Regions from separate parts of the Homo sapiens genome. Here region 1 is linked to region 2. A link is a loop called in an ENCODE intact Hi-C map of the cell type or tissue named here. Cell type or tissue: mammary epithelial cell. All regions are shown on one strand.

Region 1 (5,000 bases), 120 kb after region 2:
TTCAGCTGATAAGGAAACAGTGAGCAAAAACAGATTTAGACAGTTGCTTACTCTTGGGACAGCAGGCAGTACAAGCTTCATGTTCGTACTGGTTCCTCTTATTCCCCAAGTCTCATGGACAATGTGGAGCAGACCCAGCTGAATGCTGACCTACAGTGATCTCAGAGCTGAGGAATCATGCACAAAGGAACCCCCAGTCTTTTAAAGGGTCTGTTAGCAAAGCTGCCCAACCTTTGCTCATGAAGGAAGAAATTATCTTCGTTATTGTAATCAGGAAACATATTTGCCCCGTGACTCAGAGGAAAAGACACTACCTGTCTTAGTCTGTTCAGGCTGCTATAACAAAATTCCATAGATTAGGTGGCTTATAAACAATCTAAAGTTATTTCTTAGAGTTCTGGAGGCTGTAAGTCTGAGATCAGTTGCCATTGTGGTCAGGTTCTCTCTGGTGAAGGCCCTTTGCCAAATTGCAGACTGCTGACTTCTCATTGTGTTTTTTACATGTCAGAAAGGGGAAGAGAGAGCTCCTGGGATCTTTTTTGTACAAGTGCCAATCCCATTTGTGATGGTTTCGCTTTCATGACCTAATTATCTCCCAAAAACCCCATCTTCTAATATCATCACATTGGGGGTTAGGATTTCAACATGTAAATTTTCAGGGGGACACAAACATTCACTTCATTGCAACCTCTATTTTCCAAGGTTGTTTGCTATACTAACATCCTTGAAAGATAATCTGAGATATGTAGGTAGAAATGCTATAGAGAATTGCCTCCCAACAATAGCTCCCATGTTTGCCAATTTTGATGGTGAAACTAGAGTTTAATTTTGAAATATTAAATTTGAGGTGTTAATGGGGCATTAAGGTAGATACATTCAGCAGTTGGCTATATGTACATACAGCTCCAGAGATGTGCTTTTATCAAGAAATCTATTAGATTTTCATCTCTACATGTGGCATAAAGCCATAGGACAAGAGGAAGTTACTCAGAAAGCACATAAATGAAAGAGAAAAAAGACATGAATAGAAAGAAGCTTGAGTATTAGGAATATTTTCATGACTAGGAAAATAGGAGCAACAGAAGGAGTTCAAGAAGGAATGGTTAAAGGGGTAAGAGAATTAGGAGAGAGTTACATCTTACAATTGAAGAGAAGGAAATATTTCAAGGGGGTTTGCAGTATTGTCAAATGCAACCATGAGGTCAAATAAGATGAAAGTTGAAGAGTCCGTTGGCTTTAGCACTTTGAGAACATAGGTGACATTTGCCAGAGCATTTCAGTGGAGTGGTATGCAGAGAAGTTCGATTGCAGCAGTTTGGAATGTGAGAGGAAGCTAATGGACAGGGAGCTAAGCATGCAGAATATTTTTTTTAAATGCTTACCTGGAAAGGAAAGAGAAAGTGGTACTGAGTTAAAAAACAGCAACAGGTTTTATGATGGAAGAAAATTGCAAGAATGTATTGCTAGGGGAAAACAAGCAGCAGGGAAACTGAAAATGTAGGAGAAAGAACTGTAAGGAAGAATTGATGGAGCAAGATCTTCCTCTGCTAAGGAAGTTTTATTAGTTTCCTGTGGTTGTCATAACAAATTATCAAAAACTTGGTGCCTTAAAACAACAACAATTTATTCTTTCACAGTCTGGAGGCCAGAAGTCTGAAATCAAGGTGTCAGCAGGGCCATGTTCTCTCTGGAGCCTGGTTGATGGTGAGACCTCTTCCTTGCCTCTTCTAACTTCTGGTGGTTGCTGGCACTCCTTTGATTTGTGGTATGATCACCCCAATCTTTGCCTTCATCTTCATATCATCTTTTTCTCTATGTGTTTTTGTCCTGTTCTCTTCTGTTTCAAATTTTCCTTTGCCTTTCTCTATAAGGACACTTGTTATTGAACTTAGGGCCGAGCTGAATAATCCAGGATGATCTTATTTTAAGATCCTTAACTTAATCATATTTGCAAAGACCCTTTTTCCAAATAAAGTAACATTCTCAGGTTCCAGAGATTAGAATGTGAATCCATCTTTTTAGGGACTGCCCTTCAACACAGTACAGATGGGATCAAGAGTGAAGGTAAAGGGATGTGTCTAGAACTGGATAAGGGATATTACCTCTCAAGAATGGGAAAATGAGGATAAGATAGGGGTGTGTAGAAATTGGAATTGGAAGGTCAGAGCAAAGACTTTTCACTTGCAAGCCACGTATCTCTCAATAAAGCAAGAGGCAAGGTCATTGGTTCAAGGAAGAGCAGCGAGGGCAGGGCTGAATGTAGGAGAAAAATGAGGAAATGCTGCAAAGCCATGGGTGTGGGAGGACAAATGACAAAGAGCTGTTACATAGCAAATGGGGAGCTAAGGTGCTGGGAACTACATATTTGTAGATCATACATTTGTAGATTTTACCATAACTTTATAAATCTTTGTATTTCACTTTAATTGTATGCAGTAAAACAAAAAACTTCAACAACAAACAAAATAAAGCAAAACAACTGCCTATGAAGATGAAGCAGCAGCCTACTAACTTAGTGTAGACTGGCCCAGCAAATTGACCACTTTTTCATCATGAAGCCTGAGGAAACACAGATGGTGACTAATGCACATCAGAATTAATGTGGGAGAGAAGGGAATGAAAGCCTTCAGTCATTGGGAGCTCCATGGGGAGCAGGGCAAATTGAGCTGAATTTTCTTTGGCTGCTGATCTGAAATTTCTCTAGAAAAGGCTTTTCGAGGAAATGAGAGAAATGCCAAGATGGGGAGTATGCTAAATGTGGGGTAGATAAGTCTCTGAACATACTGTACTTGTCCAAATGATCAAACTTAGGAACAAATTTCAGTCTGTAACTTTAGCTTTATTATCACTTAAAAAAATTCACATGGGTATTTACAGAGCACAGCCATGTTTTGGCCTCCATATCACCCTGAGTCCATACTTGGTAGAAATAATACAAGCTTTTGTCTAAATGTCTCCAAGCAAATTCTGATCTTTAGTTTTCCCACTGTGTACCCGCAAACCCATATGGAAATATCTAGGCTGCTTTAACAAGATCAGAAGAAGCAATCAGACATTATTCTGATCTGGTATCCCTTATGTCTAAGTCAATGAGTTTAAGTGAAATCTTGATATTTGCATTAATGGAACAGTGATAAAAGATGAGCAGAAATTTTGTTCTCTGAGTCCATGATATTCACTTAATTCTTCAAGTTCCAAGCTAAAGTAACATGAGTTATGCACTGTAGGTCATTTCTAGATTTCATATTATGCATATATCCCTCCAGCACCAGGAGACAAGGTAGTGACTACATATATCTTACAGTAGTGCTGCTCAAACTTTAATGTGCAAATGAATCTCCTGGGAATCTTGTTAAAATACATATTTTGTAGGTTTGGGGTGGGCCTGAGATTTTTGTATTTCTAACAAGCTCCCAGATGACACTGATGCTGCTGGTCCAAGGACTATAAGGTGTTAGACTACATAAAAAACATGTAGAATACTTACATGGAATCCAAAAATGTGAATCAGTAGCTATAACATCAGAAAAAAATAATACATGACAGTAAGCTGAAAATGTTTCTCTTATCTTTTGAGAAAATCCACATTTTTTTTACGCTGTTAAGAAGTCTTCATATTGACCATGAATCCACTTATCTTTCTCTGTAGTATCAGCAATTAAAAGAAGCCAAAAATCTACTTAAAAATAGTTAATGAGAAATTTCTTAGTTTTGAGGTTGAATGGACTCAGTAAGTGCATTCCTAAGAGTGCATAGGTTTTTTGTTTTGTTTTGTTTTGTTTTAATAATAGACCTAATGAAGAAACTGGTTAATTTCTTTGAGAAGGAAGAACTTTTTGTTTTTATAGTCAGGATTTCAGTACTAATTTTAGAGAAACTTACTAACAGTTATTAAACTACTTGCAGATTTAGCTATCTGAGAGGATCATATTGGTCCTCATTCAACATTCACTTTCTCTTTCTTTTTATCTATCAGAAACCCAATTTTGTGAAAGTATACCTCTCTAACAGCATGCAGCCATCTGCCTAAGGGTAACTAGCATCTGCCCAGCTCCAACAGGGAGTCTACTTTATTACGGATAATCCACTCCCCTGCCTTTTTTTTTTTTTTTTTTTTGCTGCTGGTGGTTTAGTAAAGAGATGTGGAAGCTTCTGGGAGAGCTTCTAGAACACATTTGCTTGCTTCTAAAAGAGAGCCACAGAAGAGAAAGTCCATCATCTATATTTTAGTAGGATCTGAGCTCTAGAATTCCCAAAGTCATCTTCTAACCAGCCTGAGAATAAAGCCAACAATAGTGGAGGGAAATATAGAACTGATAACATCATTAGCTGCTGATCTAACCAATCCTATACCCCTCCCTACTTCTAGACCTCTTATGTGAAATACTTTCTTTTTTAAAATCATTCTGATTAGTTTGATTTGAGATCTCTGTTAGCTGCAGTTGAAAACATCTTTCTTTTATCTTCCTACCAATTAAGGTTGAAAAGGACAAGATCTACAGTACATTCATTACTGGATTAGCTGATGTTAGAATCCTCAGGAGGATCATAATGCAATGAAAATCTATAAACCATCTTATTAAAGCTTTATAAACTCAGTTTGGTTACATTGTAATGGCCAACCACATTGATTCTCCTCTGTTAAGTGAATAAATTTCTTTTTCAAAAATTTTTTTAAAAAATTATTAGTTAATATCAACTTTCAAATGACATTGATAAATATTAGAGCTGAGCAAGTTTTTTTAAAAAAACACTAGTGTATTTATTTTCATCTTCTACTTTATGAACTTCATATGGCTTCTGATGAGTGGTTGTACGTTATTCATGACTGCTTCTACTGTGAGTAGGTCTATTAAAAAAAACCCAAGTAACCAGCCACTCTTTTTTCACTTTGAACACACACACACATTGCCAGAATGGATATTGTACAAATGTGAAAAATTGAAACCCACATTATAGCTCAGGCTGCTGCAATGCTTTGACATTGGCATCTCCCAAAA
Region 2 (5,000 bases):
AAAATATATATATATATATATATATATATATATACACACACACACATATATATATATATATATATATATATGTATGTATAGGCAAAAACTTCATTTGTATATATAAATTTCTAAGACTTCTTCTTGTTCTTTGACCATTTTAAAAATTAACATTCTGTTCTTGTTTCATGGATGCAATATGTTATATCACTGAGGATATTAATGATGCTTTGTTTTTGTTTTTTAAATTCTTGTACTTCTTCACTGCCTCTCTTTGGAGTTCCTTTTTTTGTCTTTGTTTGCTTGCTGCTTTCAATTTCTGTCTTATTTTGTCTTGTTTCTTACATACCAGGAGATCCTTGACTATTTTCTCTTATTTAAGAGTGAGGCACAGATAATAAGTTTGGAACCATTTGTGTTCATAGAATTTGTTCTTGGTGGGCCTCCTATAGTGTAGCCAGTCTGGAAGCCTCACCTCCTTCCAGTCTTTGCACACATCACTTTCTCATTGAGGCCTATTCTGACCACCTTATTTAAAGCTGTACACATCTGCCCCTAATACTTCAGCTCTGTCTTTTCCTGCTCTGTTTTTTTCCCATGCACTTTTTATACTTATATGCTATGTAATCACTTATCGATTACGTTTATTACTAGAACATCACTTACAAGAGAACAGGGATTTTGTTGTTGTTCTTGGTTTCACTGATATATTCCAACCAATGAGAATAGTGCCCTGCACAAAATAGTCATTCAGTCAATCAATAAATGTTAAATTGAGGACATTCACACATCATTATGTATAGGTCTTTTCTTACGGATTTTCATTTTGCCCATAAAATAATAATGCATTCTCTGGCCTGGGGCACGTGGCAAGGGATGGGAGGTGAGATTTGTAGGAAACTACAAAGTGATCTGCCTAGGAGTCAGTGTTCTCGTAGCTGAGCAAGAGGAAGGGAGGTGAGATTTTACTGTTAAATGTCCAGTTGTACAGTTCGCTTTATATTCAGGTGCTGCCATCTAGTCTTGTTTTACCTGAATCTAGACCCTCTTTAATCTGTCTAACTGGTAAGACCTTAGTTTTCTATAAGAGTGGGAAAGGAAACCATCAACTGCCTGCTCACACTGGGGGCAGGTAAGAATCTAGGGCTTTAACTATTCCTTACACTACAGACATACCTCATTTTATTGCACTTCTCTTTGATAAATACTGTGTTTTTACAAATCGAAGATTTGTGGCAACTCTGCATTGAGCAAGTCTATCAGTGCCATTTTTCCAGCAGCATGTGCTCATTTTATGTCACTGTCATATTTTGGTAATTCTTGTAGTATTTCAAACTTCAAACTTTTTCACCAATATTATACCTGTTACGGTCATCTGTGATCAATAATCTTTGATGCTACTATTGTCATTGTTATGGGTCCCCACGAACTTAAGCCCATGTAAGATGGCAAACCCAATCGATAACTGTGTGTGTTCTGACTACTCCAGCACCTAACCAGCCGTTTCCCATCTCCCTCCCTCTCCTTGGGCCTCCTTATTGGTTGAGACACAACAATATTGAAATTAGGCCATTTAGTAACTTGACAATGGTCTCTAAGTGTCCAAGTGAAAGGAAGTGTCTCACATCTCTCACTTTAACTCAAAAGCTAGAAAGGACTGAGCTTAAAAGGGGGGGGGGGCGTGTTGAAAGCCAAAATAGGCCAAAAGCTAACCTCTTGTTCTAATGGAAAAGTTCCTGAAGGAAATTAAAAGTGCTACTCTAGTGAACACATGAATGATAAGAAAGCAAAACAGCCTTATTGCTAATATGGAGAAAGAATGTTCTGGATAGAAAATCAAACCAGCCACAACATTCCCTTAAGTCAAAGCCTAATCCACAGTAAGACCCTAACTCTTGAATTCTATAAAGGCTAAGAGGTGAGGAAGCTGCAGAAGAGAGTTTGAAGCTAGCAGAGGTTGGTTCATGAGATTTAAGGAAAAAATCCATCTTCATAACATAAAAGAGCCCAGTGAAGCAGCAAGTGCTGATGGAGGAGCTGTAGCAAGTTACCCAGATCTGGCAAAAATAGTTGATGAGGGTAGATACAGTAAGCAATACATTTTCAGTGTAGACAAAACAGCCTTCTGCTGGAAGAAGATGCCAACTACGACTTCCATAGCTAGAGAGGAGAAGTCAATGCCTGGCTTGAAAACTTCACCAGACAAGCTGATTTTGTTAGGGGCTGATGCAGCTGGTGACTTTAAGTTGAAGGCAGCACTCACTATTCTAAAAATCCTAGGGCCCTTAAGAATTATGCTAAATCTGTTCTACTCATGTGCTATAAATGGAAGAACAAAGCCTGGATGAGAGTACATCTGTTGAAAGCATGGTTCCCTGAATATTTTAATCCCACTGTTGAGACCTACTGCTCAGAGGAAAAGATTTATTTCAAAATATTACTGCTCATTGACAATGTACCTAGTCACCCAAGAGCTTTGATGGAGATGTACAAGGAAATTAATGTTTTCATGTTTGCTGATACAACATCTGTTCTGCAGCTTATAGATGAAGGAGTTATTTTAACTTTCAATTCTTATTATTTAAGATATACATTTCATAAGGCATTAGCTGCCATAGTGATTCCTCTGATGGAACTGGGCAAAGTAAATTGAAAATCTTCTGGAAAAGATTCATCCCAGATGTCATTAAGAACATTTATGATTCATGTGAGAAGGTCAAAATACGAACATTAACAAGAGTTTGGAAGAAGTTGATTCCAGTCTGCATTGATGACTTTGAGAGGTTCAAGACTTCAGTTGAGAAAGTAACTGCAGATGCATTGGAAATAGCAAGAGAACTAGAATTAGAATTGGAGCCTAAAAGATGTGACTGAATTGCTGCAGTCTCATGGATAAAACTTAAACTGATGAGGAGTTGCATCTTATTGATGAGCAAAGAAAGTAGTTTCTTGAGGTTGAATCTACTCCTGGTAAAGATGCTGTGAACACATTGTCAAAATGACAACAAAGGATTTAGAATATTACATCAACTTAGTTGAAAAAGTAATGGCAGGGTCTGAAAGGACCAACTCCAATTTTGAAAGTTTTGCCTTAAGTAAAATACTACTAAACAGCATTGCATGCTACAGATGAATTTTCCATGAAAGGAAGAGTCAATCATTGTGGCAACCATCATTGTTGTCTTATTTTAAGAAATTTCTACAGCCACCCAAACCTTCAGCGACACCACCCTGATCAGTCAGTAGCCATCAACATTAAGGCAAGACCTTACACCAGCAAAAAGGTTATGACTCACTAAAGGCCCAGATGATTGTTAGCACTTTTTAGCAGTAAAACATTCTTAAATTGTTTTCTTAGATGTAATGCTATTGCATACTTAATAGACTCTAGTATAGTGTAACACAGCTTTTATTTGCACTGGTAAACCAAAAAATTTGTGTGACTTGCTTTATTGCAAACTGGTTGAAAGTCTACAGGGGCCTTCCCCGAGAGAATTTGAGGGTTCAGTTTGAAACTGTCACAACAAATGAAATCTTCATCGTGTAAATTTATTTCTGCATTACTACAGATTATATAGGTAAAATATAGTTAGTGAGGCAAAGGACTGTTCAAGATAAAGCTGAGGAGGTAAGCAGAGACCAAAATCATGCAGGACCGTGTCAACCATTTTAAGGATGTGTTATTTTATAACAAAAATCCTTATACTTCCTGAAGGCTAACGGTTATTCTGACTCTAGGATAGATTACTTTCACTAAAGTTTTGTTTGCCTGTTGTTATTTGTTGGTTTTTTTTCACTTTGCATAGATGGAATCATATTGTGCATACTCTTTTGTGTCTGGCTTCTTTTATTCAGCCTTATGTTTGTGACAGTCATTGGTACAATTGGGTAGTTAACAAATGGTTCATCCTCACTGCTATATAGTATTCCATGTTGTAAATGTACTCCAATTTATCCACTTGACTATTGGTGTGTATTTTGATAATCTGGCTGTTATAACTAGCATTAGGAGATATACCTAATGTAAATGACGAGTTAATGGGTGCAGCACACCAACATGGCACATGTAAACATATGTAACAAACCTGCATGTTGTGCACAGGTACCCTAAAACTTTAAGTATAATAATACAAAAATACATAAAAGAATGACTCATATATTAATCATCCTAAAATATAAAAAAAAGATGCTGTTTTTAATTTTTTTTTTTTTTTTGGTTTGGCAGTTTTTTATAAAGTTAAACTTGCCTATGACCCAACAATTCCAGTGTTAGGTATTTATCCAAGAGAAATGAAAATACATGCTCACAGAAAGTTCTATATATGAATGCCTATATATGCTTTTTAATTAAAAAAAAATTTTCCATAGGTTATTGGAGTACAGGTGATGTTTAGTTACATGTGTAAGTTCTTTAGTGGTGATTTGGGTGCACCCATCACCCAAGCAGTATACATTGCACCACCCTGTTTGTAGTATTGTATTCCTCACCCCCCACTTTCCCCCAAGTCCCCAAAGTCCATTGTATCATTCTTATGCCTTTGCATCCTCATAGCTTAGCTCCCACATATCAGTGAGAATATACGATGTTTGGTTCTCCGTTCCTGAGTGACTTCACTTAGAATAATAGTCTCCGATCTCATCCAGGTCGCTGCGAATGCCGTTAATTCATTCCTTTTTATGGCTGAGTAGTATCCCACCATGTATACTGTGGTATACATACCACAGTTTCTTTATCCACTTGTTGACTGATGGGCATTTGAGTTGGTTCCATGATTTTGCAATTGTGAATTGTGCTGCTATAAACGTGTGTGCAAGTATCTTTTTCATATAATGACTTCATTTACTCTGGGTAGATACCCAGTATTGAGATTGCTGGATCAAATGGTAGTTCTCCTTTTAGCTCTTTAAGGAATCTCCATACTGTTTTCCATAGTGGCTGTACTAGTTTACATTCCAGCAGTGTAGAAGTGTTCCCTGATCACTGCATCCCCAGCAACATCTACTGATTTTTTGATTATGGC

The links. A loop is a pair of places that touch in the nucleus more often than their neighbours do. Peaks named below come from ENCODE experiments on the same cell type or tissue, not always from the same donor. Only the 100,000 strongest peaks of a DNase experiment are listed, where the experiment ranks them.
Region 1: a loop joins it to region 2, with 2.1 times the contacts of the local background. A loop is called at or near these places in 2 of 110 quality-filtered maps.

What each region holds. Positions count from the first base shown.
Region 1 is chr4:144,901,784-144,906,783 of GRCh38, reverse strand. No RefSeq gene overlaps it. Among named protein-coding and RNA genes, the nearest start is that of ANAPC10, 190 kb to the left of the region's middle. In mammary epithelial cell, no CTCF peak of the experiment used is centred here; a DNase peak (open chromatin) is centred at 2,573; H3K27ac peaks cover 751 bases.
Region 2 is chr4:145,021,992-145,026,991 of GRCh38, reverse strand. The region is part of intron 4 of ANAPC10 (anaphase promoting complex subunit 10); the gene reads left to right. Among named protein-coding and RNA genes, the nearest start is that of ANAPC10, 74 kb to the left of the region's middle. In mammary epithelial cell, no CTCF peak of the experiment used is centred here; no DNase peak of the experiment used is centred here.